Linked DNA regions of Homo sapiens: region 1 is linked to region 2. Evidence: read pairs that join two places in POLR2A ChIA-PET (ENCODE). Cell type or tissue: OCI-LY7. All regions are shown on one strand. Links, peaks and the distances in the headings refer to the core of each region. The heading gives the core; the rest is flanking DNA.

Region 1 (15,211 bases), core at 4,801-12,800, 390 kb after region 2:
AGGCAGGAGGCCCAGCAGTCGCCTCCAGAACACGGGTCCCGCCGCAGCTGCCGCCGCCACCGCCATGGAGACTCGCCGCTTCCGCTTCCGCTCCCGGCGGGCGCGAACTTTATTGACAAAGGCGAGCGCGGACACGGCTCAGGCGCGCAGGCGCGGAACCCCTGGCTCGGGGAGGGCGGCGCTGCACCGCCCCCAAGCCTCAGTTTCCCCTCTGGGGGACACAGGCGAGGAACAGTGGTCGCGCCGCAGGAGGGGGTCGGAAGCCGGCCCGTTAAATCCGTAAGGGCGCCAGGTGGCCTGCATTCCTGCAGTCACTCGTCACAGGTCGCGGAGGAAAGGATGCGGCGCAGGGGCTCTAGCACCGTCACGCTTGGCTCCAACTCACCAGCTGTCAAAAAAGCTTTTGTTTGTTTGTTTTGAGACAGAGTCTCGGTCTGTGTCCCAGGCTGGAGTGCAGTGGCGCGATCTTGGCGCATTGCAGCCTCGACCTCCCGGCCTCAGGGGATCCTCTCAAAGTGCTGGGACCACTCCCAAAGTGCTGGGACCACCAAAGTGCGTGTGCCACCATGCCCGGCTAATTCTTTACTTTTTTGTCGAGATGGGGGTCTCACTACGTTGCCCAGGCCGGTCTCGAGCTCCTGGGCTCAAGAGATCATCCAGCCTCAGCCTCCCAAAGTGTTGCCATTACAGACATGAGCCACCGAGCCTGACCACTGGCTGTCAAGATTGACTCCTCGGCCGGCGCAGTGGCTCACGCCTGTAATCCCTGCACTCTGGGAGGCAGAGGCGGGTGGATCACCTGAAGTCAGGAGTTCGAGACCAGCCTGGCCAACCTGATGAAACCCCGTCTCTACTAAAAATGCAAAAAATTAGCTGGGCGCAGTGGCCCATGCCTGTAATCCCAAACTACTCAGGAGGCTGAGGCAGGATAATCGCTTGAACCCAGGAGGTGGAGGTTGCAGTGAGCCAAGATCGAACCACTGTACTCCAGCCTGGGCAACAAGAGCAAAACTCCGTCAAAAAAAAAAAAAAAAAAAAAAAAAAAGGACTTCTCACTGATAAGTGAGGGAATTACTGTTTGAGGCTCTAATTGATAGGGTGTTCTTTAGACTTGTACAACACCCCTAAGGTGTTAAACTTGAACAAAGTCTGTTCTTGTACAAAGTCTTGTAACCTGGTTAACGCTGACTCACTAAGGTGCACAGAACCACGGAAAATCCCCACCAGACTGAGAGAGGAATCATTTTTCACCCTGTTAGCCCCAGAGGCTGCAGCTCCATGGCACAGAACAGCCTAAGCAAATCTGTGTGAGATGAACAGTCTTCCACCCTCCTGATATGCCCAAGTACACAGATATCACTGGCCCCTGGCAACACACAGTTCTATGCCCAAAAAGCTGACGGAGCACATCCTCATACACCAAGAACACTTTTTTTTTTTTTTTTTTTTTGAGGCAGGGTTTCACTCTTGTCACCCAGGCTGGAGTGCAATGGCGCAATCTTGGCTCACTGCAACCTCTGCCTCCTGGGATCAAGAGATTTTCCTGTCTCAGCCTCCGGAATAGCTGGGATTACAGGCGTGCGCCACCACGCCTGGCTAATTTTTGTATTTTTAGTAGAGACAGGGTTTCACCGTGTTGGCCAGGCTGGTCTCAAACTCCTGACCTCAAGTGATCCACCCAACTCGGCCTTCCAAAGTGCTGGGATTACAGGCGTGAGCCACCGCGCCCGGCCCAAGAACACTTTTTGCAGCTAATTTTAAAATGGAAAACTTTGTGGCATTCTGAAAGGCAGGAGAGGTGATCTCTGATCTGTAATATGCAGCTCCCTGGCTGACCCACATAGGCTGGGACCTGGAAACTGGAAAAGCTGTAGGACATAATCATAGTCTGCCGTGTTGTGAGGTTAAAATGATATGGACACGTGGGCCGGGCGCAGTGGCTCACACCTGTAATCCCAGCACTTTGGGAGGCCGAGGCGGGCGGATCATCTGAGGTCGGGAGTTCGAGACCAGCCTCACCAACATGGAGAAACCCTGTCTCTACTAAAAATACAAAATTAGACGGGCATGGTGGCACATGCCTGTAATCCTAGCTACTCAGGAAGGCTGAGGCAGGAGAATCGCTTGAACCCGGGAGGCGGAGGTTGCAGTGAGTCGAGATCGCGCCATTGCACTCCAGCCTGGGCAACAAGAGCGAAACTCAGTCTCAAAAAAAAAAGATATGGACACACTGAAAAAAACACTCCAAAGTCCACTTCCACAGATTATGCAGGGAAATCAACTACACATTCCCACAAGAATGTTCATCTCAGCCTTGTTCATGATATCGGAAGTGTGGAAGCAAATCTTCAGGGTAGGGGGGTTGGTTAAATAATGATACATCGGTATGTTGGAAGACCACACAATCATAAAAATAACATGTTCTGGAAGAATATTTAATGACATTAAGTGTAAAAGCCAAATTACCAAGGAGTAGCGTAGAGACCATCTCATTTCATTAAAGGAGAGGAAGAAAGAGGAAATGCGTGTATGTACACAGAAAGACTGAAAGTAAATACCCCCAAATGTTAATGTTGGTTATTTGGTGCCATTAAGGAGTTTCCAAATTGTTGACAATCAACAAGTATTTCAGATTGGCTTAAAGTTTTCTTTTGCGTTTAGATAGCTTTACTAATACTACATGGAATTTGATTCAACCCTTCCAAGTTAGAAATGGTGAATCATCAAATTTCCTAACTTCCAGTAACTAGAATGAGGCCATCCATTGCATGGTTCCACTTTTGCACTGTTCCTGGCCCACGGTTGTTGCAGAGTAAACACTTGCTGTATGGCTACACCGTCATGCTCAGCGGTGAGCGCCACATGGGCTATGGGAGCCTGGTTATCATCCTAGAAGGAGCTGGCAGCTTTTCTGCATGGGTGCTTTGCTGTGCGAGGTACTGAGACAAACAGCCATGGTACAGGCTCACTGGGAATTCCCAACCTTAAAGAAATGCTAGCAACAGACAGCAATATTGATAGCATGGTAAGTCACACTAATAAGTATTTACCCTAAGGATAACATCAAGGAATGACCCAGTCCCTTCTGAAACCACACATCGAGAGCCTCTGGCCTTCATGGCTAGTTTAAAACAGACAGAGCTATCACCAGAGTGAGGCAACCACGACTTTGCTGGGGACACATACATTTTGAGGTTGCAAAAATGTTAAATAATGGTTTTCAGAGATTGTGCAATTTTTAAATGATTCCATTTACAGGATGACAGCACATGCATTGTTCGTGTCAGGAGGTCTCATCTGGGCTAGTTACTGAAAACAAGTAGAGGAGATAAGACCCTCCCAGACAACAAAGGTGACCCAGAGAGCCTGCCTGGGAGCACTCAGGGTGTCCCAAAGCTGCGTGGCCGGCTCTCAATCTGGGTCAGACACTACTGCTGTGGATGGGGTTTCTGGATGCCCATCTCAATGACTGCGGGCGAGAAGACATCTGTCCTCTGAGTCCCCCTCGCCCTCCTGCCCTCACCCACTGCCTTCTCGTTAGTCGCACTCGCTCCTTCCCAGACAGGAGGTGCCAGGGTTAGAAAGACAGGGTCGACGGGATTGACGGCAGATCCCATGTCTTCCCAAACGGAAAAGGAAACCCATTCATTGGAGGGAGAGTTGACGTCAAGGAGTGGTGGGCTGCTGCCCCTGAGAGTGGGGCAGCTCTCCCAGGCAGGAAACACCAGGAAATCCTGAGCCAACAGCCCATGCCTCACTGCCTGTGATTCACTCCCTCAACCGAAAATCACAGTAACACAAGAGGAAGGCCCCTCCTCCTCTAGCTTGCTTGCCTAGAGAGGGTCTCTCCCAAACACAGGGCTGTTAGCAAATTCCAAAGGGAGGAAGTGGCTGTCCGGCCCACCTTCTGCCTCCAGAGATGAGAAACTGTCCCGAGGGGCTGTTCAGCTGTTTGTGAGGAGCCTGTTCTTTGTTAAAAGGAATGCAGCCTGCTTGCTGGAGATGGGATGAAACTGTAACTGCCCAATGGGTTCACCTTGCCTGCTGCCCAGACAGAACTGATTTATCAAGACAGAGGCATTGCAATGGAGAAAGAGTGATTCACGCAGAGCCCACTGTGCGGGAGACCAGAGTTTTATTATTACTCAAATCAGTCTCCCCAAGCATTCGGGGATCAGAGTTTTTAAAGAGAATTTGGCTAGTAAAGGAGCTTGGGAAGTGGGGAGTGCTGATTGGTCAGGTTGGAGATGGAATCGTAGAAGGTTGAAGTGAATTTTTCTTGCTATCTTCTATTCCTGGGTGGGATGGCAGAACTGGTTGAGCCAGATAACCGGTCTGGGTGGTGTCAGCTGATCCATGAATGCAGAGTCTGCAAAATATCTCACGCACTGATCTGCGGTTTTCCAATAGTGATGTTATCCCCAGGAGCAATTTGGGGAGGTTCAGATTCTTGGAGCCAGAGGCTGCATGACCCTAAACTTTTATTTCTAATCTTATAGCTAATTTGTTAGTCCTGCAAAGGCCGACTGGACCCCAGGCAAGAAGGGGGTCTTTTCGGGAAAGGGCTGTTGTCAATTTTGTTTCAGAGTCAAACCATGAACTGAATTCCTTCCCAAAGTTAGTTCGGCCTACACCCAGGAATCCACAAGGACTGCTTAAAGGCTAGAAGCAAGATGGGGGCTGGGTGTAGTGGCTTACACCTGTAATCCCAGTACTTTGGGAGGCCGAGGTGGTTGGATCATGAGGTCAGTAGATCGAGACCATCCTGGCTAACACGGTGAAACCCCATCTCTACTAAAAATACAAAAAAATTAGCCAGGCGGGGTGGCACATGCCTGTAGTCCCAGCTACCCAGGAGGCTGAGGCAGGAGAATCGCTTGAACCCGGGAGGCGGAGGTTGGAGTGAGCCGAGATCACGCCACTGTACTCCAGCCTGGGCGACAGAGCTAGACTCCATCTCAAAAAAAAAAAAAGAAGATGGAGTTGATTAGGTCTGATTTCTTTTACTGTCATAATTTCCTCAGTTACAATTTTGCAAAGACGGTTTCAGAGCCCACCTGGGAGTGGCTGCCTCCCTCTCCCTCTATTCTTCCCCTTGGTCATATGTCCAGCCTCACTGGCCTGGCCTTCTCTCAAGCCCGCATCCTCCTCAGCATCTTTTTTGTTGTTGTTGTTGAGATAAAGTTTTGCCCTTGTCACCCAGGCTGGAGTGCAATGGCACAATCTCGGCTCACTGCAACCTCTGCCTCGGGGGTTCAAGCAATTCTCCTGCCTCAGCCTCCCTGAGTAGCTGGGATTACAGGTGCCTGCCACCACCCCCAGCTATTTTTTTCGTATTCTTAGTAGAGACAAGGTTTCACCATGTTGGCCAGGCTGGTCTCGAACTCCTGACCTTGCCAAACTACTGGGATTACAGGTGTGAGCCACCGCGCCCGGCCTTCCTCAGCATCTTTACATTTGCTCTTCCCTCTGCTCAGAAGCACCTTCCCTCAGCTCATCTCATCCTGAGCTCTGTCCAAATGTCACCCTCCCCTAGAAACAGCTTTCCAACCCGGATAACAGGATTTTAGTTTCTTCCTCTTCCTTACAGTGACCTAATCGTTTGCTGTTGTGTGTTTTGTCTCTGCCCCATCAGAAGGCGAGCTCATGAATCTTTGTGTGCTCTGAGCACTGTGAATAGGATCTGGCCCCAGAACCGGGCTCCAGTGCTGGAGTGAGGAATGCACACAGGGCCAAAGGCAGTGAGCTCTGGGGCCTCCCGGCTGGAACAGGGAACCACTGTGGTCTTGCTTTTCCACCAATGGTGGGGACAAGGGTGGCCTGGCCTCCTGGGAAGACCTCTAACCTACTGTTTGCTATCAGTTTGCAAGGCTGAAAGCTCAGTCCACCTTTTGGGCCTGGCTTCCCTGAGCCCCCAGTCTCCCCACAGGCCCCAGCCCTTTTCCTGTCTTCATCCCCCTCCAACACCTCCCCAAGTTCTACTCTCCCTGCTAAGCTGTTACTCTGATCTTTCCCAACAGTCCCTGATACTGTTCCCACCAACACTAAGCCTTAACTCCAGCTCTCCCTGGCACAAGACAGACTTCTTTTCCCTCCAAGCAGGGCTCAGCATACGTTTTGGTTTTGTTTTGTTTTTTTGGAGACAGAGTCTCGCCCTGTCACTCAAACTGGAATGCAATGGTGCAATCACAATCTCAGCTCACTGCAACCTCCGCCTCCTGGGTTCAAGCGATTCTCCTGCCTCAGCCTCCCGAGTAGCTGGGACTACAGGTGCCCGCTACCACGTTCGGCTAATTTTTTGTATTTTTAGTAGAGACAGTATTTCGCCACATGGACCAGGCTGGTCTTGATCTACTGACCTCAGGTGATCCACCCACCCCAGCCTCCCAAAGTGCTGGGATCACAGGCATGAGCCACCAAGCCCAGCCAAGTTTTGTTTTGTTTTTTGAGACAGTCTCACTCTATCACCCGGGCTGGAATGCAGTGGCGTGATCTCCGCTTACTGCAAACTCCACCCTGAGTTTAAGAGATTCTCGGCCAGGCATGGTGGTGGCGGTGGCTCACGCCTGTAATCCCAGGACTTTGGGAGGCTGAGGCGGGTGGATCACAAGGTCAGGAGATTGAGACCATCCTGGCTAACACGGTGAAACCCCATCTCTACTAAAAATAAAAATAATAAAAAAAATTAGCAGGGCGTGGTGGTGGGCGCCTGCAGTCCCAGCTGGAGTCTGAGGCAGGAGAATGGCGTGAACCCAGGCGGCGGAGCTTGCAGTGAGCCGAGATTGTGCCACTGCACTCCAGCCTGGGTGACAGAGCGAGAGTCCATCTCAAAAAAAAAAAAAAAAGAGAGATTCTCGTGCCTCAGCCTCCAGCGTAGCTGGGATTACAGGCATGGACCACCATGCCCAGCTAATTTTTTTGTATTTCTGTAGAGACAGGGTTTCTCCATATTGGCCAGGCTGGTCTCGAACCCCTGACTTCAAACAATCTGCCCACCTCAGCCTCCCAAAGCGCTGGGATTACAAGCATGAGCCACCGCGCCCGGCCAGCATATGTTTTCTTAAAGGGCAAATAGTAAATATTTTAGGCCAGGAGCAGTGGCTCCCGCCTGTAATCCCAACACTTTGGGAGGCCAAGTGGGAAGATGGCTTCAGACCAGGAGTTTGAGACCAGCCTGGACAACATAGTGAAACCCCATTTCTACAAAAAAAAATTTTTTTTAATGAACTCAGCCTGGTGGCTCATGCCTGTGGTCCCAGTTACTTGGGAGGCTGAGGTGGGAGGATCACTTGGGCCTGGGAGGTGGAGGCTGCAGTGAGCCGTGATCACACCACTACACTCCAGCCTAGGTGACAGAGTGACACCCTGTCTCAAAAAAGCCAAACAAACAAACAAAAAGCCCACACAAATAAATAAATAAATATGTTCTACTTTGTAGGCCAGATGGTCTCGGTGGCAACTACTCAACTCTGGTGTGAAAGCAGCCGCAGACAATTTGAATGAGCCTGGCTGTGATTCAATAAAACCTTATTTCCAAAAATCGTCCTCCAGCACGTGCCCCATAGTTTGCCAACTCCTGGGTTAGAAAAGTTTTCTGCTGTGCACAGTGGCACGTGCCTATAGTCTCAGCTACTCGGGAGGCTGAGGCAGGAGGATCACCTGAGCCCAGGAATTCCGGCTGCAGTGCACTATGCCAATCAGGTGTTCGCACTAAATTCAGCATCAATATGGTGGCCTCCACCAGGTTGCCCAAGGAGGGGTGAACCGGCCCAGGTGGGAAAAGGGACAGGTGAAAATTCTCATGCAGGTCAGTAACGAGATCGCGCCTGTGAATAGCCACTTGCACTCCAGCCTGAGTGACAGAGTGAGACGCTGTGTTTTTTCTTTCTTCTTTTTTTTCTTTTTGAGAGAGGGTCTCACTCAGTTGCCCAGACTGGAGTGCAGTGGAATGATCTTGGCTCACTGCAGCCCCCATCTCCTGGGCTCAAGCCATCCTCCCACCTTAGCCTTCCAAGTAGCTGGGACTACAAGTGCACACCACCACGCCAGGCTAATTTTTGTATTTTTTCTAGAGACAGACTTTTGCCATGTTGCCCAGGCTGGTCTTGAACTCCTGAGCTCAAGCGATCCACCCATCTTGGCCTCCCAAAGTGCTGGGATTACAGGCATGAGCCACTGCACCCAGCCTGAGACCCTGTACTTAAAAAAAGAAACAACGACAAAAAACAGCTTTCCCCACAGCCGTAGCCATGTACCTGGCATGGGCTCTGCTAGACCTGTGTGGCCCTAAAACTGGAAGAGATGAGGATTTCTGGGACTAGGGTCCTGAGCCTGTTGGAGCCGAGGGGAGGTGCAAAAGAGCCGAAAGTTGTGAGGAACAAATTTGACAAACACAGAAGCTCGAATCAGCAACCTCCCTGTGCAGGGGTGGGAGCCATTCAAAGCTCTTCCATTCATCATTTAAACTTTTCAGTGTCGAAAATCTTGTCATCTGCAAAACAAAACACCCATGCTCAATGGCTCCCTCGCCACAAAGAAGCCCAGGACGTTCTGGCATTTGATCAACAAGAAGCCAGAGCCCAGATTTCTGGAAATGCCTTTTGGGCAGAGCATCCTGGTTTGTTTCTCTGTCACCAGTGAGAGATAAAAGCAGCTCTAGGTTTCAGGGGAATCTCAGCCTTTTGTGGCATGGCGGGTCGCCAGCGCCACCCGAGCAAGGAGCTGCAGGCCTCGAGATCCAGCAGCCCACAGCGTGGGGAACCCAGTGATGTCCCAGGGAATCCCAGGGTCCCCCGCCCCGCAGCTTCTCCCTGCCCAGCCCCCACAGTGAAGTAGAGGAAGAGGCCAAGCATACCTGCTTAAGATGAGGTCCAAGAGGGAAGGGCCAGTGGGACAGGAAGAGCTGGACTCCTCCTCCTGGCCAGGCTTGATTTATTTCCAGTCTCCTCGAATTTAGGAAAGAGACTCAAAATAAATGCCCCAAAGTCCATAGCCTTCCTTGCCCTTTAGCTTGGGAGAGGCAGAGGTCAGGCTGAGTTGCTGCCTCAATGCCTGCAGACCCTGGCAGGGAAGGGAAGGAAGGGGAGGGTGGTCACCCTGGAGGGTGGGCCTGTGCTGACCTGGGGAGCCCATGCCCCACCTGAAGGGCCAACGGGAATGTGCCAGAACGTGGTCCACTGCTACCAGTGTCCTGTTTTTCCAAGGAAAGCTCCAGATTCAAATGTAGATGTGAAATTTCCAGATTTTTTTAATGTTATCTCAAAAATTGTTTTAATTCTGTATAGGCCACACAGCTACTGCGTCTACAGACTGCATTCAGCCGTGCACATGCCACCACTCTGCATCTTTTTTTTTTTTTTTTGGCTGCTTCTTGCAGAGCAGGGCTAATTCATAGGCATTGTGCCCACAGTAGCCTGCATCTTCTGGTCTATAAAAAAGAAAAGAAAAAAAAATGCCCCAGGTGGCACAGGAAGCCAGGGAATAGGAGGGGAAGACTCTGGCTCACCTGATTGCACCTTTTGAATGCTGACCTATGGGGCTGTCTTAGGTATTCACAAACTATGTTTTCAATTTGCAAAGTTCCACAAATGCCTGAACCACCTCCCACAGGTAGAATTAAATGGGTTCTTTTCTCTCTTTTTTTTTTTTTTTTTTTTTTGAGACAGTCTCACTCTGTCCCCCAGGCTGGAATGCAGTGGCACTATCTCAGCTCCGCTGCAGCCTCTGTCTCCCCGATTCAAGAGATTCTTCCACCTCAGCCTCCTGAGTAGCTGGGACTACAGGTGCGCGCCACCACTCCCGGCTAATTTTTGTATTTTTAGTAGAGAAGGGGTCTCACCATGTTGGCCAGGCTGGTCTTAAACTCCTGACCTCACGTGATCCACCTGCCTCGGCCTTTCAAAGTGCTGGGATTACAGGCGTGAGGCACTCCTCCTGGCGAAGTGGGGTCTTCTTAGCTCAGCTCACAGCCACTTCAGCTTGAGCTGGAAGCAGGGGGCTAAGGCCTTTGGGGAGTGAGAGGGAGAGTGAAGTAGAAGTGAATGGGAAAAGACAGTGGGCAGCAGAGGCCCGGGCATGTGGCACCAGGAGAATGCCTGTCCCACCAGCAGGCCCTCCCTGCCTCTGCCAGCTCTCCATCCTCCCCTCCCCTGTGTATGCCACCGAGTGGCCTGGAGGGAGGCCAGACGAGCCTGTGTGTGGGGAAAGCCTGGGAGTCTAGTCAACCAACCTGGGCACCAGCTGGAGCTCTGCCACGATCTGACTGGGAGACCTCGCACCAGGCAGGGACCTCTCTAGACCTCAGCTTCCCATCAGCCTACGTGTGTTACTTCTTCAGGGAATCCCCCTTGGTTGTCCCCCCAATAGATTAGGTCTCCCCATAATAGGCTCACATAGCTCCTGGGACTTCTTCATAGTATGCAGCACAGTCAAAATTAATCAATCCCGATATAATTCTGGAAGAATCTTGTCCTTCTGGAAAAACATCTAAGCTCCATGAGATCCGAGACTGATAAATTTCTGGCACCTAACTCAATCCCTGACACATAGCAGGTGCTCAATAAATATCTACTCAAGGCCAGGTGTAGTGGCTCATGCCTGTAATCCCAGCACTTTGGGAGGCTGAGGTGGATGGATCAGAAGGTCAGGAGGCTAGCCAATATGGTGAAACCCCGTCTCTACTAAAAAATACAAAAATTAGCCGGGCGTGGTGGCAGACGCCTGTAGTCCCAGCTACTCAGGAGGCTGAGGCAGGAGAATCACTTGAACCGGGAGGCAGAGGTTGCAGTGAGCCAAGATTGTGCCACTGCACTCCAGCCTGGGCGACAGAGCAAGACTCTGTCTCAAATAAATAAATAAATAAATAACTACTCAAGGAATAAATGGTAGTATAAAATAAGTGTTATGGCTGGGCACAGTGGCTCACGCCTGTGATCCCAGCATTTTGGGAGAGCGAGGCCAGTGGATTGCCTGAGCTCAGGAGTTCGAGACAAGTCTGGGCAACATGGCAAACACCGTCTCTACCTAAAAATACAAAAAATTAACCAGGCGTGGTGGTGTGCACCTGTAATCCCAGCTACTCAGCAGGCTGAGGCAGAAGAATCGCTTGAACCCCAGAGGCAAAGGTTGCAGTGAGCTGAGATTGCGCCCCTGCACTCCAGCCTGGGCAACAGATTGATACTGTGTCAAACAAAAAACAAGTGTTGCAGGGGCAAGAAGTGACTCCAGGCAGGTCCTGCAGCCCCCAGGGGCCTGACCCTCCACCAGCATTTTGTTTGCAATTATCGGGGGAGTGGCTGTTGGGGGAGTATGAAACCTGGGAAGGGGCAGTTCACATGCTCCAGGTTAAGAAACTCTGAACAACACCAGCCTAAGGCCCAGTGAGTACAGTGCCGGCAAGGGGGAGGGAGGAAGGAACACGTGGGGATAGCTGCCCCAGTTTCACCTTAGACGCCTTAGAGTCTCACCTTCTTGTCCTTGGTGGAGGCTCCAACCCCACTTCTTCTAGCCCACTTCTCTGCCTTCAAAGTTGGTTCAGGATCTTGGGAGCCAGAGAGAGGGTATTATTTTCTTTTTTTCTTTTGCTTTTACATTTTTCTTTTTTTTGAGACGGAGTTTTGCTCTTGTCGCCCAGGCTGGAGCGCAATGGCACAATCTCAGCTCACTGTAAATCTCCACCTCCCAGTTTGAAGCGATTCTCCTGCCTCAGTCTCCTGAGGGGCTAGGATTACAGGCATGCGCCACTGCGCCCAGCTAATTTTGTATTTTTAGTAGAGACAGGGTTTCACCATGTTGGCCAGGCTGGTCTGGAACTCCTGACCTCAGGTGATCCACCAGCCTTGGCCTCCCAAAGTGCTGGGATTACGGGCGTGAGCCACCACACCCAGCCTATCATTTTCTATTTGAACTTGCCCAAGAATCAGTGCACGGCACAGTGCATACCAGGGGTGCTTCACACTGCGGAGGAGGCAGGGACTTCCCAGAGGGTGAGAGGCTCAGAAGGAAGCCTGCGCCCGGGCTGCAGGAGCTTGACCAGAGGCTGCAGGCACACCATGGTCATGAGGAGCACCTGCCCCAGAGCCCCAGGAGAGTCAGGGCACCTGACCGTGACCACTTGGCTCCAGCAGCCAGCCCAACTGCAGTATTGCAGGGCGAGCCGAACAGCTGCACTCAGCTGGTCCCCCACCAGCTCCTGCCTCTCCAAGGGCGCCTGGGCCCAGGACATCCCAAGAGGCACGTCTCCCAGAGACAGCATGGCCTCCTCGCCCCCTCCCGGGCTCTCCCCGTCCTGGGCACTGCCTCGTCTGCATTGCCGCCCAGATGGTTCACCACAGCCTCACTTCCCAGAACTGCCCTGCTGCCCTGATGTCTGTTCCCGCAGCTGCTTCAGGGCAAATAAAAACTCTTCCCACCCCAGCCTCGGACAGAGCAGCATTTGTCGGTTTGGGGTCAGAGGAGATATTGGCTAGGAGCTAACTCCTCACTCCCCACCCTCCAACTCCAAACTTGTAGCAGATGTGGATTCCTTTTTGACAAAGTGGGAAGAAACTTTCCTCCTCTTCTCACTGCGCCCCCAACATTTCATCCTCTCTGCACCCTCCTAGAGTCACCCCCCACTTACCCACTCTCACCCTCTCAACACTTCCCAGGGCCCCTCTGTGGGTGGAGGAATGGGCCCCCCAGGGCAGGGGTCCTGGCACTCCGGCCCAGCCCAATCCCCAGAGGGAACGAGGAATCCGAGAAGGCGGGCAGTGGGTAGGTGGGTGGGTCCCTCAAGTGTTTTCTTTCCCCTCCCCTCCTCGAAGTTTTTCTGGGAAATGCCAGAGGCCGGCTGGGCCTGGAATGTCAGGCTTGAAAGAACTCCTCCACTGCCTCTTAGACATCGGAGCCACAAACCTTTTTATTAGCTCCGGGGGCCCTCCTGGCGGGAACAAAGGCCTGCAAACAGGAATGCCATTGTCCCTGCCTCCCTTGGCCCGCCCCTATGCGAAGCAGGAAAGAGAGGGCTCGGGGTCAACCTGGTCTGAGACCTGTGAACTCTTCCCCTGCTCCGGAAAGGTCATCTGGGCCATAGTCCTGCAGGCTGCAAGGTTAGTCCCACGGGCCATCCCAGTGGGTAAGAAAAGAAGCCAGGGCTGCAGCCGAGGAGGGCTGGGGTGCGGCAGAGCTGAGCACCCCAGGTAGCCCAGCCCTAGGTTCCAGGCCTCAGCCCTGGGAGAGCCACACTGGAGCAGCAGGCAGGGCTTCCAGGAGGTCAGATGAGAGACAGGTCCCCCACCATCTCCTCCAAATTGGCCAAGAGAAAGGGGGACAGAAAAGAAGAGGCCTCCCTGCCTCCTCCCCTTGCCTCTAGACACCAACGCCGGACCTGAAGCTCTAGAAGGGAGGGAAGCTGATTGATTTCCCCACCGTGTATCCCCAGGTGTGGCAGGCTAGCTCACAGGCAGAAGACGCACAGTCAACGGCAGGCACTGGGCAGTCCAGCCCCAGCTGCCTCCTTGCGCTGTAGAATGCCCAGCAGTGTTAAAGACGGGGAGGCCTTGGGTTTGGCATTTAGCAACGCTGTGGTCTGAGGCCGGCATCCCGACCCGTCTACTGCAGATGCAGCCACCAACAATGGCAACCTCAGCATCCGCCCCCGGGTCGGCGAGCCTGTGTTCACCAAGCCATGCCACGGCTTCCCGCGACCACCCCGCGGCGCCAGGTTTCCTTCCCATCCATGAGATTTGGGGAAGGGCTCAGCATCTGTCACACACCATGAGTAAGTGGAGCCCTACAGGCAGCTGAAACCACTGTGTACTTCCCCTCCATCATGAATGAATATCTTTATTATCTTTATGACCAAGCACCTTTGCCTGGAAATGGGATTGTGACTTCGCAGAAATTCTGCAAAGGGAGAGATTAGGAAAAGGCAAAAGTCTCCTAAATCCCTTAGACGGGAAATCAGGAGGGCAGAGCAGAGGGGCCAGATCTCCCCTCGACCCCCCCAGCAGAGGGAAGATAAGAGCAAGCAAGCCTGCGACTCTCTGGCTCTGGCTTCTCTCAGCCGGGGTCCCTGCCTGGAAGCAGCTCTGGAGCGTACCCTGTAAAGGCCCAGGTGTCTCCACCCACATTTTCAGAAACGTTTTCGTCTTCATTCCTTTGTCTTCAGATTAACAGGCCTCTAATCTCCAGCGAGCCATGGATGGGGCTTCCCAGCACTCACACCCTCTATCCCATCTGTATAGCTCCTGAGCCCTGCATGGAAAACCAAAAAGTACTCTAGAAGAAAGCAGGTTGTGGTCTCTAAAAACAATGGAAAGAAGTCAACATCATCCTTGACTTAGAGATTCATTCTACGTACCAGGTTCCAGTCTTAAAAAGAAAAAAAAATCAAATATAGTCTGTTTCCCCAAGATCCTCACTGGAGATATAGTCAGAACATTTTGGTTAATGCAAAAAGAGCTACCTGGAAGTTTAGAGTGTCTGCCTTTTTCCGTCTTTTTTTTGGAGACAGAGTCTCACTCTGTCTTCCAGGCTGGAATGCTGCGGCACAATCATAGCTCACCGCAGGCTCTACCTGCTGGGCTCAAGCGATCCTCCCACCTCAGCCTCCTGAGTAGCTGGGACCACAGGCGCGCACCACCATGCCCGGCTAATTTTTAAAATTTTTTGTAGAGATGGAGTCTCCACTATGTTGCCCAAGCTGGTCTCAAACTCCTGAGCTCAAGCAATCCTCCCACCTCGGCCTCCCAAAGTGCTGGGATTACTGGCACGTGCCACCACGCCCAGCCCGTCTGCCAAATTTTAAAGGAAAAGTAGAAATCAGCCAAGGTGTGGAAGGTAGTTCCCTCCTTGTCCCCAGACAGGGAAGCAAATGTGCAGAAACCCAGGACTGAGGAACGTTACCTTCTGGACAGCTTGGAGCTCCATGTAGCTAGAGCACGAGGCACCAGTCGCTGAGGCAGTGGCAGCCGATGAAACTGACATGGAGCAGCGTGGGACACACACTGCACCGAGGAGTCTGGATTCATCCAGAAAGTGATGGGAAACCATGGGAGAGATTAGAATGCCAAAGGGAAGGCCAGGCACGATGGCTCATGCCCGTAATCCCAGCACTTTGGGAGGCCAAGGCAGGCGGATCACCTGAGGTCAGGAGTTCGAGACCAGCCTGGCCAACATAGCGAAACCCTGTCTCTACTAAAAATACAAAAAAATTAGCCAGGCATGGTGG
Region 2 (16,497 bases), core at 5,036-13,035:
TGTTTGGGAGGGACATAGCATTGAAAGGAGATGAAAGAGACAGGGTGACGAAGGTGAGCACCAGGTTTCTGTCTTTGGATGACTGCTTGGAGAGTTTCCATACTGAGAATAGGACTTCGGTTTTGGACGTAATCTCTGGAGTTTTGTGGTACTTGTACAGTGTCCACTTTGAGAGACCCATTTAAATAGTTGAATTTGAACCTGCAACTCCAGAGATGATCAACGCAGGAGTGGGAGTGGAACCCAGGGAGTGGGTGATGCCACGGGCTGATTGAGGAGTCCAAGGATGTCGTCTTGGAATACCACCACTGAAGGGCTGGGTAGAGGAAGAGATCTGAAAGGGAAACTTTGAAGGCAAATGTATATAACTCTTCAGGTAACTAGATGGTAAATGGAAAGAGAGAGAGGGCAGGAGCTGGAAGTTGCAGAGTGGAGAGCTTTTTGTATTTTTCTGGGGGATATTAAGAGTATTTATAGACTCCTTTTTATACCTTTGGACAATGATTCCGAGCCAGTCTTGAATGAAAACATTCATATGTGATGTGTTGTAAACCTCCAGGACGATCGGTCTCACATTTCATTTTGTCTGTTCTGGCTTCTGTACACAGCAGCTGCAGACTATATGTGTTTTTGAAACCTGTTTAACTTCCTTTCTTTTGTGTTCTCTAATTCTCTGAAATATTATTTCCAACAGCCCTAAGATTGAAATTAAGAGAACGTTTGAATCTTAGCTGCATTCTGGCATTTTCAAGTGCTTCCTGCACATTTCCCCTTGGATATCCCATCATTGTCCAAGATTCAGCATGTCCGAGACTTGCTCCTGGCCCTTTCATTCTGGTGTTACCTCTAGACCTCTCTAATTTTTAAACTTTTATCACCATTCACTTATCACTGCAATCATTATGGCTTGAAAAAAACACTGGATTCTTTTTCTTGCCATTTAAATTGTTTCCCATCTATCCAACCATCCGTTTGTTCATCTATTCAACCATCCGTTTATTCATCTATTCAACCATCCATTTGTTCATCTATTCATCCATTTGTTCATCTATTCATCCGTTTGTTCAGACTTTTTAAATTCTTTGTGTCAGGGTATTTGCTTTATGCTCAGGCTGTGAAGAATTTTAAGATATAGGCCCTGCTTTCCAGAAGCTCACAGTGTAGGGCGGTTCACGTGGAAATTTGCTATGGTGGAAATACCAACAAATGCTATGGGAGCCTGGGGACTTTCAGCTTTCACTGTGTTCTGAGTGAGATGTACTTTAAAAAAAATGGTTTTAAAAAATTTAGACATGGGGATTCACTATGTTGATCAGGCTGGTCTTGAATTCCTGGCCTCAAGCAGTCTTCCCATCTCGGACTCCCAAAGTGCTGGGATTACAGGCGTGAGACACCATGCCCGGCTGAGACGTACTTTTGAGCAAACCCAACAGGCAGTTACCTACTGGGATGAAGTGAGATGGGAACATGCCAGAGTAGGTGTCACTGCTCTAGCTGTTCCCACACTAGCAGTTAACTGCTTGCTGCACATGAAGTTCATTGCTGAACATTTTTCGTAAGTTCTCATTGAACCCTCACAGTTACCCTGTGGGTGGCAACAAATACTGTACTGATTTTATAGGTGAGGAAATGGAGAAGTAGAGAGATTCTAAAGGGACATAGCTGCTGAGTGGTTGAGCTGGCACCACAAGCTAGATTTCTCAGGCTCCATGCACAGGCCATGCTTTGAATGGGCTTTTTCTATACTGGCTGCTCATTCACACCCCCCTCTTCATTTTTATGTCTTGTACTTTTACATACCTTATATGCTATTTATGTCTTTTCATTGTTTTTTCTTTTTCTCAGACCTCTCAGAGATGAATTTATGTACTTTCTAAACGTTCTTTCTTCTGGGAGTGGATACAGAGTTTTGTATCTTGATATAGTTTGGACAGAGTTTTGGTTAAACCTGTGTTGCTGGTTATTAAACACATTTACATTGAAAGAGCCATTGTTAATCTTAGGGTTGAAATTTGAGGAGTTTGTAGGATCATGCAGTAAAGGCAGTATCTTTTTCCTTAATCCCCCGGGTAGCATTTAGTTTAGGGGCTGCTGTTTCCTTCCAGGGACTCTGGTAAACTGGGTTTGATGTTGTGGCAACAAGAATTACTCAGCCTGGCCTTTGATGATTCCCTGGAGCCAGAACATGTTTTGTGGTTGGGCCACTAGAATTTATGAGAAATCCAGGTAACCAGGTAAAGGTTAACGAATCTTACTGAGCTTGTCTCTCAGCCATTTTCAGGGGTCTTTTCATGGCTTCTCTTAGCCTTTTTGCCCTTTATGACTAAATAAAAAGGCTGCTGAAAGAACTCATTTAACAGTGAGACAGGAGAACACTAGCAGAATAATGTTTCTTCCAGGGAGTTACAGAGCAGCTCCCAGAGTCTTCCTGCCCGAAGTCCTGACTTGGAAGCTTTGTCTCCTGCTAGAGGAGGGGCTGGCTTTTTTTTTTTTTTTTTTTTTTCTGTAGAGATGGGATCTCACTATGTTGCCCTGGCTGGTCTCAAACTCCTGGGCTCAGACGATCCTCCCACCCCCAAAGTGCTGGGATTACAGGTTTGAGCCACCGTGCACAGCCTAAGGCTGGTTTTTGACAGGGCCTCATTGGAATGTGAGTACTGTGGTAGGGTCACCAAGGATCTCAAGACAAGACCCTCTAGCTTTGCAGGTTCAAAAATAGACTTTAGGACTTGGATTTGTGCCACTTTATTCATGCTATTGCAGGATTTAAAAAAAATCAAGTTGTGATCATTTGCCTGCTCTCAGCTCAGCTGTGGACTCTGGTTCTTGGGGAGCACATCCAGGGAGCCCTGGAAACACCACTGTCTTGTGCTGTGGCACCTCTTGGTGTTTGTCTTCTGGGGGACCATCTGGGGGACCATCCTGACTAAACCTTCTGTTTAGTCAGGACAGCAAACTGACAATAAAATAGAGTCAGATACAGCTTTTGAGGGCTTGCCATTTGTTTTGCTTGGCATTGAAACCCTCTTGGACTTCTGAATAGCCCACTTCAGGCTTGTCTCCTCTACTCCACACTGGCTTTTACTGATTTATTGAAGACGGAGACTTCTTCAACTTGTTCTCTAACTTTGACAAAGACTTCTGCGATTTCTCTGTGTCCAGACTGCAGTGACAAAGCATGGAGGAAATTAAATTCTAAAAAGATTTTTAGAATTATAATTGAAATATTTATTTTATGGGTTTATGATATCCCAAAAGAAATAGGGATTCCAACCTAGACTTTGGGGTCTACCTTTAGAAGGAGCCCCGTTTTCTGGGTGTGTTCCATGGTCCACTGAGGAAGGCTTCTCTTTGAGTCTACTGATGCCTCAGGGAGGGCCTCCCGGTGATCCTGCTCCTGTTCCTTGGGACCCATCAGGGATACCCATGCCCCTCTGCTCATGCACTCAGCAAACTCCTTGCGGTGCTTGGTACACACCAGGCACGCTCCCCAGCTCGGGCCTTTCTCCAGCTATTCACTGTGCTAGGGATGCTTTTCCTCCAAATAACCTCATGCTCAGTTCCCGCACTCTCTCGACAAGACTTCCCCTGTTTGCTTGAGCAGCCAGTGCCCCCCTCCTCTCTGCTTGCCACCCTTACCCTGCTTGACTCCCAATAATGCTCATCCCCCGGGAACCTACTCATTATGTTTATTACGCATGGTCAGTCTTCTCCAGCTGAAGTGGAAACTCCACAAGGCAGGAATCTTCATCCCTTTTGTTACTCTCCCCTATCCCATGTGCATGCCAGAAACAGGGCCTGGCACATTGTAGGCTCTCAGAGCTTGTTGACTGAATCATTAAATCCATGCTCCCCCACTCCCTCTGCTTTTGATATAGAAACAAAGGTCACTGAAATTGCTCATGGAAACTTGGGAGTTGCAGTTAAAATAGATCCCTCTTACCTCGTGCATACATCTAATTTCATTCTTCCATTATTTTGGGGTTTATATATAAGCCTGGTTCTTGCTGAAACTGCTTATGTTGATAACCAGTTAGTGAGTTCCTCACTGTTGACTTGCTGGGAAGTTTATAGAGACATTTTTTATGCATTCAGAGATTTCAGTACAAATCTTGAAAAAGGGACATTTAGGCCGGGCGCGGTGGCTCACATCTGTAACCCTAGCACTCTGGGAGGCTGAGGTGGGTGGATCATGAAGTCAAGAGATAGAGACCATCCTGGCAAAAATTAGCTGGGCGTGGTGGGGTGCGCCCGTAGTCCCAGCTACTCAGGAGGCTGAGGCAGGAGAATTGCTTGAACCCAGGAGGCGGAGGTTTCATTGAGCCGAGATAGTGCCACTGCACTCCAGCCTGGACAACAGAGCAAGACTGTGTCTTAAAAAAAAAAAAAAAAGACATTTAGATGGAAATATTATTTTATGGTATTAGTTGTGAGCTTATAAAAAGAAGAAAATGATTATTCTATGTTTTGTTTTTTCTTTGAGACAGACTCTCGCTCTGTCACCCAGGCTGGAGTGCAGTGATGGGATCTTGGCTCACTGCAACCTCTGCCTCCCGGGTTCAAGCGATTCTCCTGCCTGAGCCTCCCGAGTAGCTGGGACTGCAGGCGCACACCACTGTGCCTGGCTAATTTTTTTATTTTTGGTAGAGACAGGGTTTGGCCATGTTGGCCAGACTGGTCTCAAACTCCTGACCTCAAGTGATGTGCCTATCTCAGCCTTCCAAAGTGTTGGGATTACAGGCGTGAGCCACTGCGCCTGGCCTATTCTATGTTTGAAAGATGAGTGTAGCAAATAAATTCTTTAAGAGGAGGCTAGCATACTTTCCCCCTTATCCATGGTTTCACCTTCCATGGTTTCAATTATCTGCAGTTAGCTGTGGTTTGAAAATATGTGAGTATAGTACAAGGAAATATTTTGAGAGACTACATTCACGTAACTCTTATTACAGCATATTTTATAGAACAACTTATTGTTCTTTATTATTTATTATAATGTTCTTTATTATTAGTTTATTATTAATCTCTGCCTACTTTATAAATTTTATCATAGGTATGTATGTATAGGAACAAACATGTTGTATATAGGGTTCACTACTATTTGTGGTCTAGGCATCCGTGGGGGGTCTTGGAAAGTATCCCCTGTGGATAAGGAGGGACTACTCTATAACCTACAGTAAGGTGATTTGTGGTGTGAATCCACTTTATTCTAGGAAGTATTAAGGTGTTTGACAAATGTGTATATAAATGTGTGTATCTTGAGAGGGATTAAAAGTCTTTTTTTTTTTTTTGGCACGGCCTCGGCTCACTGCAACCTCTGCCTCCTAGGTTTAAGCGATTCTCCTGCCTCAGCCTCCCAAGTAGCTGGGACTACAGGCATATGCCACCACTCCTGGCTAATTTTGTATTTTTAGTAGAGACAGGGTTTTACCACGTTGGCCAGGCTGGTCTCGAACCCCTGACCTCAGGTGATCCACATACCTCTTCCTCCCAAAGTGCTGGGATTACAGGCGTGAGCCACCGTGCCTGGCCAAAAGTCTTTTTTTGAGATTAAAAACATCCAGAAAGCAGCCGGACGGACATTTCCATTGTATTAGTTTCCTGTTGCTGCCATAACAAATTATCACAAATTTAGTGGCTTAAGACAATATACATTATTATCTTACAGTTTGGAGGCCAGAAGTCTGGAATGGGTCTCACTGGGCCAAAATGTATTTCAGCAGGGTTGTGTTTCTTTCTGGAGGCTCTAGGGAAAGATCTACTTCCTTACCTTTCCAGCTTCTAAAGGCTGCCCACACTCCTTGGCTCTTAGCTCCTTCCTGCATCTTCAAAGCCAGCAGTGGCTGATTGAGTCTCACCTCTCATCACTCTGACACTGATTGTCCTGCCTCCCTCTTCCATTTGGAAGAATCCGTGTGCCCACTTGGATACTCTAGGATAATCTCCCTCTTCTAAAGTTGGCTGATTAGGAGATGTAATTCCATCTGCAATCTTAATCCCCTTTTGCCATGGAATTTAACATGTTCACAGGTTCCAGTGATTAGGACATGTATATCTTTGGGACCATTATCCTGCCGACTACATCTATACATCTACCTTAGTGCCTTTGCCCATGGAATGTTTCTTGTGAGAATGGGCAGTTTAATCCTTCCTGCATATCATTTTCTTCTTATGGAAGTGTGCCTCATGGGTATTAAGTATTGCAGTACTTTGTAGACTTTGTCTGACTTCGTGAAGCATTTCTAGTTTTAGAAGAGTGCTCCTAATTCAAAGGTAGGGGAAGGCATGTGCAAAAAAGCCGCCCTTTCCACTCTATATTCTGCTGATCAGCAACACTATTTGTCATCAAATTACCGGAACAGAGACTATCTTGAGTCAGAAGGTTATGTTGTTGCTCTCTGTTCTTAGGAATGTTTTTGTACTCTGAGAGTAAAGATAATTTTTCCTGTTGTCAGGTAATGGAAATGTCCCTGAACAATGGACCTTGATAGGAAAAAGAAGTTTATTATTCTAGAAGATGTTGGCACAACATTATTTGGTAATTATTTTTCCAGAAATCTGCTGTTTTCCCCCATGTCACATGATGGACACCTCATTGTATGGAGGAAGCAGGCCAGATGCTGTTACTCTTTCAAACGTTTATGTTAAAGGCTCATTTGGTTTAATTTCCACTCAGAATAGATGTTAAGGATACAAAACCAAATGTCTAGCTGACTACTACTGTTCTTTCCCTTTCCTGCTCTTGCTTTGGACTACTGTTTTCTCAAACGTATAAATGTGTGTGTATAGCATTCTAATAAGAGGAATTTAAGCTTTAAAAAGTTTTTAAAAATAACACTCTTTTTTTTTTGTTTTTGAGACGGAGTCTCGCTCTGTCCCCCAGGCTGGAGTGCAGTGGCGTGATCTCGTCTCACTGCAAGCTCCGCCTCCCGGGTTCACGTCATTCTCCTGCCTCAGCCTCCCAAGTAGCTGGGACTACAGGTGCCCGCCACCACGCCCGGCTGATTTTTTGTGTTTTTAGTAGAGACGGGGTTTCACCGTGTTAGCCAGGCTGGTCTGGATCTCCTGATCTCGTGATCCGCCCGCCTCGGCCTCCCAAAGTGTTGGGATTACAGGCGTGAGCCACCGCGCCTGGCCCCTGCCTCTTGATTTTTAAAGAGGTTTTAATAAGCTTTGAGTAGTGTGAGTGCTTTTAGTTCCCTGTATTATCACGTTCCCAAGGTCAATTGATTTTAACACAAAAATAGGTTACACATCACCCCATTCCAGCCTAGAGCAGGACTAGAAAAAGCAGTTCCTGTGAGAATTAGTTCCCCTTGGAGATCTGAAACTTGAAATCTGAAAACAAGAACCTCTTGAGTTGGGACTCAGAAGGTGGGGAACTGCTGTTGTGTACCAGAATGTGTGCACAAGGGTGTTTATTGTAGCATTGCTATGTGACTGAAAACTTGGAAATCGCGAGGCTGGGCGCGGTGGCTCACACCTGTAATCCAGCACTTTGGGAGGCCGAGGTGGGTGGATCACAAGGTCGGGAGTTCGAGACCAGCCTGACCAACATGTTGAAACTCTGTCTCTACAAAAAATACAAAAATTAGCCGGGTGTGGTGGTGCATGCCTGTAGTCCCAGCTACTCAGGAGGCTGAGGCAGGAGAATCACTTGAACCCGGGAGGTGGGTATCCCATTTATCAAGAAAATATATAGAGACTGTCTCTGACTTATGGTTGACTTTACGATGGGTTTATTGGGAAGTAACCCCATTGTAAGTTGAGGAGCATCTGGGATATATTTTGATTTTGAGAAGTGATGTCATCAGACTTACTTGATACCTGTAACTTTTAGAAAGATAAGTATATGATGCTTTTTGTGTAAAATTACTTTTTCACTTCTATTTAAAAGTCTTAAGTTCTGTTGTAATGCGATTTTTGATTTTCTAGTGTTTAGAAAAGAGGGTTTTAAGATAGTAGAATGTTGTTGCTTTCTTTTAAACTATATATATACATATATATACATATATATGTATGTGTATATATATATACATATATATATACATATATATGTATGTATATATATATATACATATATATACATATATATGTATATATATATACATACATATATATACATATATATATGTATGTATATATATATACATATATATATGTATGTGTATATATATATATATACACATATATATATGTATGTGTGTGTATATATATATATATATATATATATATATAAACCTGCTATTTGGATAGAGGCCAGAATTAAAACATCAGTAGTCAAAAGAGGGAATTCAGTGTTTCTTGAGTTTTTAGCTTTATATGTCTAAATTTGTAAAATTCAACCATGTATTTTCCGTTCCACATGGGCACCTTTTGCAATTGTGGTAGCAGATGTCCTAGGCAGATGAACATGCAGAAGTGGTTTGTTTAGCCTTCCCTTTTAAAGTTCGTAATCTAGTAAATTTGGGTTAGAATGGTGGTTCCCATACTTGACTAACCCGCAGAATCCCTGGAGGAATCTTTCAAAAAAGCCATTTATTCTGGTTCCTTACTCTAGCCATACCAAACGTACCAGGGCAGATCCAGGAATGAGTGAATGAATAAATACGTACATACATGCACATGCTTGTACACACATGCACACAAATATACTTCTAATGCCCCTAAATTTGGGGACCCCAGGTGTGGAAACTCACGCTTCAGAACCTCTAACTGTTCTCTCCAAGGTCACATCACACAGGCAGGCTCTGGCTTGAGTTGGCCTGGCCAGAGATGCTTCCCTTCATTTCCCGTGTTGAGTGTATAAAATGATTTCACAAGAATTTGTGCGTCCATGATTGTAGGAAGGGATGGCTGAGTGTTGAATGCATTTCCTCAGCTGTAACTATCTAATTTATGTGGTTTTGCTTTAAGCCATTCAGTATTCCGCTTGGAGGGTTTTGAACTTACAGAGGTTTTTAAGAAGAGGCTCAACAGATGAAAGAAGCAAGAATAACCAACCTTGGATTTTTGTTTTTACTCCTTTATTATAGCTACCAAGTATATAGCTACCTACCCACTTTAGCTTCCCCATGTGTCTTTGTGTGGTTTTCTGTTTTGTTCCTTTTAAGAGATACCGTCTCTTTATGTTGCAGCTGTTGCTAGGCAGCCAGTGGCCAGGTGCCAGTTTTAGAGCCCTGATCTGTACAACAGTGAGGAAGCAACCTAAAAAGACCCCTTTGCCTACCCCGTTGGATGAAAGAGAGGCTTGGCGCTGGGATGTAGACTGCTAGGCGCATGAGACCTACGAAGAACTGAGGCTGCGTCCACTTACCCAGAGTGTCTTTGGAGAGTACCTTTTAGTCCTTCCTCGGGGCAGTTGCCATATAGTCTGAAAATGAAGCCACCTCAGGCAGTGGGCTTCGATTGGCTACAATTGTGCCCTTCTTACTTTAGCACTTTGGCAAACATTGAGAAAATTATTATTATGGAAATTTTCTTTCTGTTTTGAGACAGGATCTCACTCTGTTGACCAGGCTGGAGTGCAGTGGTGTTGTCATAGCCCACTGCAACCTCGATCTCCTATGCTTAAGCAATCCTCCCACCTCAGCTTCCTGAGTAGCTAGGGCCACAAGCACATGCCATAACTCCGTGGATGCCGAAAGTAGATAACGAGACCTACTGGATCAGAATGAGGCAGATTAGTACACATCGCACAGCAAATAGCAGGAATATCAGCATGAAAGTGCTGGTGCCCCTGACCTCAAGTCTCGTGGGGTGACATGATGGGCCCAGATGATGTCTATGCATGAATTGGGTTTGCCTACAGCTGAGGAACCAAGGACCACCAAGGACTTAGCACTTTCCTTTCTTTTTTTCTTTCTTTTTTGTTTTTTTGAGATGGAGTTTCGAGTTTCACTCTTGTTGCCCAGGCTGGAATACAATGGTGCAATCTCGGCCCACTGCAACCTCCTCCGCCTCCTGGGTTCAAGCAATTCTCTTGCCTCAGCCTAGCGAGTAGCTGGGATTACAGGCATGCACCACCATGCCCGGCTAATTTTTTATTTTTAGTAGAGACGGGGTTTCTCCATGTTTGTCAGGCTGGTCTCGAACTCCTGACCTCGGGTGATCTGCCTGCCTCGGCCTCCCAAAGTGCTGGGATTACAGGCGTGAGCCACCACACCGGGCCTGGGCTTAGCACTTTTTATAGCAAGTGATAGACAGGCCAGGCTTCTTCTCCTCAATGGGGGCATGTCATGCTACAGTCTCCTTGACCAACTTCATGTCGCCAGCTACAAGAAGACAGACCTTGCAGTTTGGCACTCTCAGCAAGGACATGCAGGGATGCTTGGGGCCTCGGCCAAAGGCAGCATGATATAGATGGAGCATAGTTTAATTAATCATCCTGTCTTGTTATTTAGAAGTTTCCACTTTGTTCCTGTAAGAAAGAATCCTGTAACATTCTTGTGGATAAAGTTTTGCTCACATTTCCAGTGATTTTCTTAGGCTAGATTCCTGTAAGTGGACTTACTGGGTTAGGGAGTTTAACTTTGTAGTCTCTTGATATGTACTGCCAAATGGGTTTTCAGAAAGTGTGAATCAGTTTACACCTCATACCAGTATATGATGATACTTGTTAATTTATCCTTCCTGACATTGAATTACTATTTTTTTAAACTTTTTTTTGAATTTTTTTTTTTGAGGCAGAGTCTTGCTCTGTCACCCATGCTGGAGTGCAGTGGTGCGATCTTGGCTCACTGCAACCTCCACCTCCCTGGTTCAAGCAATTCCCCTGCCTCAGCCTCCCAAGTAGCCATGCCTGGCTAATTTTTTTTGTATTTTTAGTAGAGAAGGGGTTTCACCATGTTGGCCGGACTGGTCTTAAACTCCTGACCTCAGGCAGTCTGCCCGCCTCAGCCTCCCAAAGTGCTGAGATTCAGGCATGAGCTACTGCACCCGGCTGAATATTTTTTTAATCTTTTGGGTTGCTGATATAATTAAAATTTTTTCCTGCCTCTCTCAGCATTGGCAGAATGAACTTTGTTCTAAGAACCTCGGCTAGTGTTTACATGTATTAGAATGGGAAAATTATAGCAGCTTCTTTCCCAGGTCGTTTTTTATTCATCTATTCAACAGATACTTATTGAACACCTATAATGAGCTGGACACTCTATGGGCCTTGCAATTTAGACATGAATAGAGTTCTCAGGTACCTTACATTCTAATTAGAAGGAGAACTTTGACCTCTAACCAAGACCTGTTTAATTCATAGGAGGGTTTCTTTTCTTTTTTTTAAACTGCACTCACGGTCATCCCCCCAAAGGATGAGGGTTTCTTAAGTTATGTTGAAAATTCAAACCTTGAGTCCGGGCATGGTGGCTCACGCCTGTAATCCCAGCACTTTGGGAGGCCAAGGCAGGTGGATCACGAGGTCAGGAGATCAAAACCATCCTGGCTAACACAGTGAAACCTTGTCTCTACTAAAAGTATGAAAAAATTAGCTGGGTATGGTGGCGGGCGTCTGTAGTCCCATCTACTCAGGAGGCTGAGGCAGGAGAATGGCGTGAACCCAGGAAGCCTGGGCGACAGAGCGAGACTCCATCTCAAAAAAAAAAAAAAAAAAGAAAAAAAAGAAAAAAATTCAAACCTTGAAATTCCGCCTTGTGAATAATCTTAGTCTAATTTTTGCCATGTTTATTGGAATATAGGCCAGTGGTTGAACTTTGTGTTCCTAACCTCTCAGCATCCTTGTGTCTCCTGGTGATTATGAAGGCTTTTTTTTTTTTAAATGAGATCTTGCTCTGTCACCGAGGCTGGAGTGCAGTGGCATGATCATAGCTCACTGCAGCCTTGACTTCCTCGGCTCAAGTGATCCTCTCACCCCAGTGGTATTTTCTAATAGACATCTGTGTCCCCAAAATGTGTTAAAGACTTTTGAAGATGAGTCCACTCAAATAATGATTTAGTTCTGAATAGACAGATTTTTAAATTCTTTTTTGTTTTTTAGATGGGGTCTCACTGTGTCACTCAGTTCTCTGAAGGACTTCAAATAGCCTCATTAGCAAACTAGGGGTACTAACTGACATTTTCAGCACCTTTAATTGGTGATGATGAGCACATTAATTTCCATTTGTCTATTTGCTGCAGACTTTTCAGGTTCCTTCTCCTTGTTTTAAAAAAATTATTGAGGTATAATTTACATGGAATAAATGGTATCCATTTAAAGTGTACAGTTTGGCTGGGCGCGGTGGCTCATGCCTGTAATCCCAGCACTTCGAGAGGCCGAGGCGAGTGGATCACTTGAGATCAGGTGTTCAAGACCAGCCTGGCCAACATGGTGAAACCCTGTCTCTACTAAAAATACAAAAATTAGCTGGGTGTGGTGGTGGGCGCCTGTAATCCCAGCTACTAGAGTGGCCGTGGCACAAGAATCGCTTGAACCCAGGGTGTGACGGTTGCAGTGAGCTGAGATCACGCTGCTGCACTCCAGCCTAGGTGACACAGCAAGACTCTGTCTCAAAAAAAAAAAAAATAAAAATAAATAAATAAATAAATAGTGTACAATTTGATGGGATATATTCAGCAGTTTTGTACACCAGTGAAACCACTATCACAATAAAGCACAATATTTTCTTGACCTGAAAAAGATGCTTCATGGCCCTTTTTGTTTTGTTTTTCTTTTTTTGTTTTGTTTTTTTTTTGAGGCAGTGTCTTGCTCTTTCTCCCAGGCTGGAGTGTGGTGGCATGAACACAGCTCACTGCAACCTCAACCTCTTGGGCTCAAGCAGTCCTTCCACCTCAGCCTCCCAAGTAGCTGGGACTACAGGCTTGCACCACCATGCCCAGCTAATTGTTTATTTATGTTGCCCAGACTGGTCTTGAGCTTCTGGGCTTAAGCAGTCCCCCTGCCTCAGCCTCCCAAAGTGCTGCCACCGAGCCTGGCCGCCGCTTCATGTCCTTTTGCTGTCCATTCCTCCCTCTACCCCGGCCCCAGGCAACCACTGATCTGGTTTTTGTGACTACAGATGAGTTTGTATTTCCTAGAATTTTATGTAAGTGAAATCATACAATGTTACAATGTATATTCTGTGTCTGGCTTTCTTTCCTTTTTTTTTTTTTTAAATAAACCCACTGCCAACATCATACATGTCTGGCTTTTACTCAGAATGATGTGTTTGAGGCTGGGCGTGGTGGCTCACGCCTGTAATCCCAGCACTTGGGAGGCCGAGGCGAGCGGATCACTTGAGATCAGGAGTTCGAGACCAGCCTGGCCAACATGGCTGTCTCTGCTAAAAATACAGAAAGCTACTCTGGAGGTGGAGGCAGGAGAATTGCTTGAACCCGGGAGGCGGAGGCTGCAGTGAGCTGAGATTGCGCTATTGCACTCCAGCCTGGGTGACAGAGCTAGACTCTGTCTCAAAACAAATAAATAAATAAATAATATTATGTTTGAGATTCATTGTTGGGGGTATCAGTTGTTCCTTTTCATTGCTGAGTAATGTTCCACTGTATGGCTGCACCACGTTTTTGGTCTCTTCACCTGTTGATGAACATATGAGTTGTTTCCAGATTTGGGCTATTGTGTATAAAACTGCTGGGAACATTCATGTATGAGTCATTATGTGGATATGTTTTCACTTCTCTTGTGTTATACCTACACATGGAATGGCTGGATTGTGTGACAGACCATTTTCCCCTTAAAAATGTTTTATTATATATAAAATATAATAGAGGTTAGTTAGGAATGGAATGTACAAATGATATGTAACTAGTTTCAAAATAAGGCTTAGAAGAGCTTTTATTTAACATAAGTATAATATGCAAAGCAGTTAAAGATTTTTATAAGTATGTTATTTTGCATAAATTTAAAAATGGATTTACCTTAAAAAAGTGACATAAAACTTCAGTCACAAACTAAATGCAAAAATTTATTTTATATTCTTGTACTAAAAATCACAATTTTGGGCTGGGCATGATGGCTCACACCTGTAATTGTAGCATTTTTTGAGGTTGAGGTAGGAGGATTGCTTGAGCCCAGGAATTTGAGACCAGCCTGGGCAACATAGTGACACTCTGTCTCTACAAATAAAAAAGAAAAAAATTAGTTTGGCACGTTGGTGCACACCTGTGGTCCCAGCTACTTGGGAGGCTAAGGTGGGAGGATTGCTTAAACCAGGGAGGTTGAGGCTGCAGTGAGCCAAGATTGCACCACTGCACTCCAGCCTGGGCAACACAGTGAGACCCTGTCTCAGAAAAAAAAAAGAAAACAAAAAACCCCACAATTTTCTATTTCCTTAAAATTGAGGGAAAGTCACGTAAAAACTAGAAGTATAAATTCTTATGGGTGGGCAAATCTGCGTAAGAGGGTTTGTTTTTGAAGCATGGCAGATCAGAGAAGACAGTTGCTCTTGGAAAGTTCTGTCAGCATCACACGCATGCCTTTCCTTTCCGAGTTTATCTAGATGCGCTGCTTCTCAGTAGCCGGTCGCTTTGTCCACGACGGTCCTGACACACAATGTGACATAGCTTCACACAACGGCCACTTTGACCCTCCCTCCCTACTCCACGTGTATCTAGAGGAGAGGATCCTAGCATGCCATCAGCCAGGTGTTTGCAGTACGCTGGATTGATGATGTCATTACCACTCAGTGGTGAATCATTTTAAAAAAGGGGTGAGGTGGGGGACTTCTTATATTTTTTAAGGGATTATTTTAAAAATCATTTTAGAACAATTCTGCAAGGGTTTTTTGGTGTTTGAAGTACTAGACTAGACAACATACTTTGGAACTAAGATTTTAATTAAAGGTTACTCTAAAGAATCAGTGATTGATGTCCCCAGATGAGATAGATGGCAGGAGTTAAAAGTAATTAAAGTTTGCAGAAGTTGGTGTTTTCATAATTGGAGTATGGCAAATCACCTATTTAGTCCATTTAGTACCTTATTATACACTGTCTTCTGTCCTAACTGTTATTACTGCTCAGTTAATGTTTATAATCTACTGTTAGATTCCCTAAGGGCAGTGCACAAACCCCATGTAATTAGGGATGTCAGCAGCCCTCCGATTCTTTGTTGTTATCTTTATTTATTTATTTATTTATTTATTTATTTATTAAGTAGAGATAAGGTCTGACCATGTTGCTCAGGCTGGTCTCAAACTTCTGGGCTCAAGTGATCCTCCCGAAAGTGTTGAGCTAACAGGCATGAGCCACTGCCTGGCCAAGAGCATGAGTCTTCTGGGGAGGTTTGGCACTTGCCTGTGGCACCGGCCTTGTGACTTGTTTTTATTTTTTCTTTCTTTTTTCCTTATAATTAAATTAGAGATAGGGTCTCACTATATTGCCCAGGCTGGTCTAGAACTCCTGGCCTCAAGCAATTCTCCCACCTCAGCCTCCCAACGTGCTAGGATTGAAGGCATGAGCAACCACGCCCAGCCTGACCATTTATTGACAGTCTGTTAGCTGTGCTGGGGTGGCATGAGAGGCTTGCCTCTGATTGTCCTCATGTTCCTGGTGACTCTGGTGCCCCTCTCCCACCCTGCCCTACACTCACTCATACATGTGCCTTAAGACTTTGGGAAAAGGAAGAGTAAACCTTTGGGGGAGATTTGGTAATCCTGAGTGTACTTTTTCTTGCTTTATGTGTTCTTGTGTGTCCTGTTTCCCAAGATTATGAATGTCTTGGCAGGACTAGTCTTGAACTAAACAACAACAAAATTCATGCGTTATAGTACTACCTATGGCTTTGTATTTAATTAGGCATTTTAACATTTTCAGTATCGTATTTAATCTGTATAATCACATTGTGATATGAGGTGTGTGACCTTACTTATATTTACATGGTTAAGATTATAAACTGAAATACGTTGTTGAAGTTCTCTCTCTTGGCCAGGTGCAGTGGCTCACGCCTGTAATCTCAGCACATTGGGAGGCTGAGGCGGGTGGATCATGAGCTCAGGAGTTTGCGGCCAGCCTGGCCAATAATGAAACCCTGTCTCTACTAAAAATACAAAAATTAGCTGTGCGTGGTGGCGCGCACCTGTAGTCTCAGTTACTCGGGAAGCTGAGGCAGAAGAATCACTTGAACCCAGGAGACGGAGGTTGTGGTGAGCTGAGATCACACCACTACACTCCAGCCTGGGTGACGGAGCAAGACTCTGTCTCAAAAAAAAGAAGTTCTCTGTCCTGTCTGAGATGATCGGCAGCATTGTTTATCCCTGTAGCCCTGGTACTCTTTATTGATAGTAGAGATTTTACTCCAATTAGGTACTTTTTAAAGGTAATTTCTATGAAAATCTCTATAAAAATGCTTATTAAAAAACTCCTTTACAGTGGAAAAGAGTAATAACTAACATTTCCCTTTTTCCTCACAAGCTCTAAACCTACTAGAAATAGAAAAAGAAATCTGAACATGGAGATCATATGATCAGCCTTGTAACTGGCGAAGAGAGGGAGATGGAGGAGTCCTTATTTCAAACATCTAGGAAATATGTTGCAAATTAGTAAAATAGGTTAAATTTC

Evidence for each region. Peaks named below come from ENCODE experiments on the same cell type or tissue, not always from the same donor. Only the 100,000 strongest peaks of a DNase experiment are listed, where the experiment ranks them.
Region 1: POLR2A ChIA-PET joins it to region 2 with 13 read pairs; 3 of 35 experiments call an interaction of 5 or more read pairs at or near these places.

What each region holds. Positions count from the first base shown.
Region 1 is chr17:78,363,521-78,378,731 of GRCh38, reverse strand. SOCS3-DT (SOCS3 divergent transcript) reads right to left here. Exons shown (of 5, transcript NR_110847.1): 3 at 11,466-11,539; 4 at 9,839-10,004; 5 at 4,823-4,957. PGS1 (phosphatidylglycerophosphate synthase 1) reads right to left here and starts at 83. Exons shown (of 10, transcript NM_024419.5): 1 at 1-83. The coding sequence starts at 66. It also overlaps the pseudogene RN7SL236P. RefSeq lists a silencer at 1-37 and enhancers at 1-194, 5,819-6,386, 6,387-6,954, 12,317-12,406, 12,407-12,984 and 2 more. In OCI-LY7, for the core only: no CTCF peak of the experiment used is centred there; no DNase peak of the experiment used is centred there.
Region 2 is chr17:78,752,094-78,768,590 of GRCh38, reverse strand. All of the region lies in intron 1 of CYTH1 (cytohesin 1), which reads left to right. Among named protein-coding and RNA genes, the nearest start is that of CYTH1, 22 kb to the left of the region's middle. In OCI-LY7, for the core only: no CTCF peak of the experiment used is centred there; DNase peaks (open chromatin) are centred at 8,400, 8,720, 9,140 and 9,600; H3K4me3 peaks cover 3,071 bases; H3K27ac peaks cover 5,685 bases.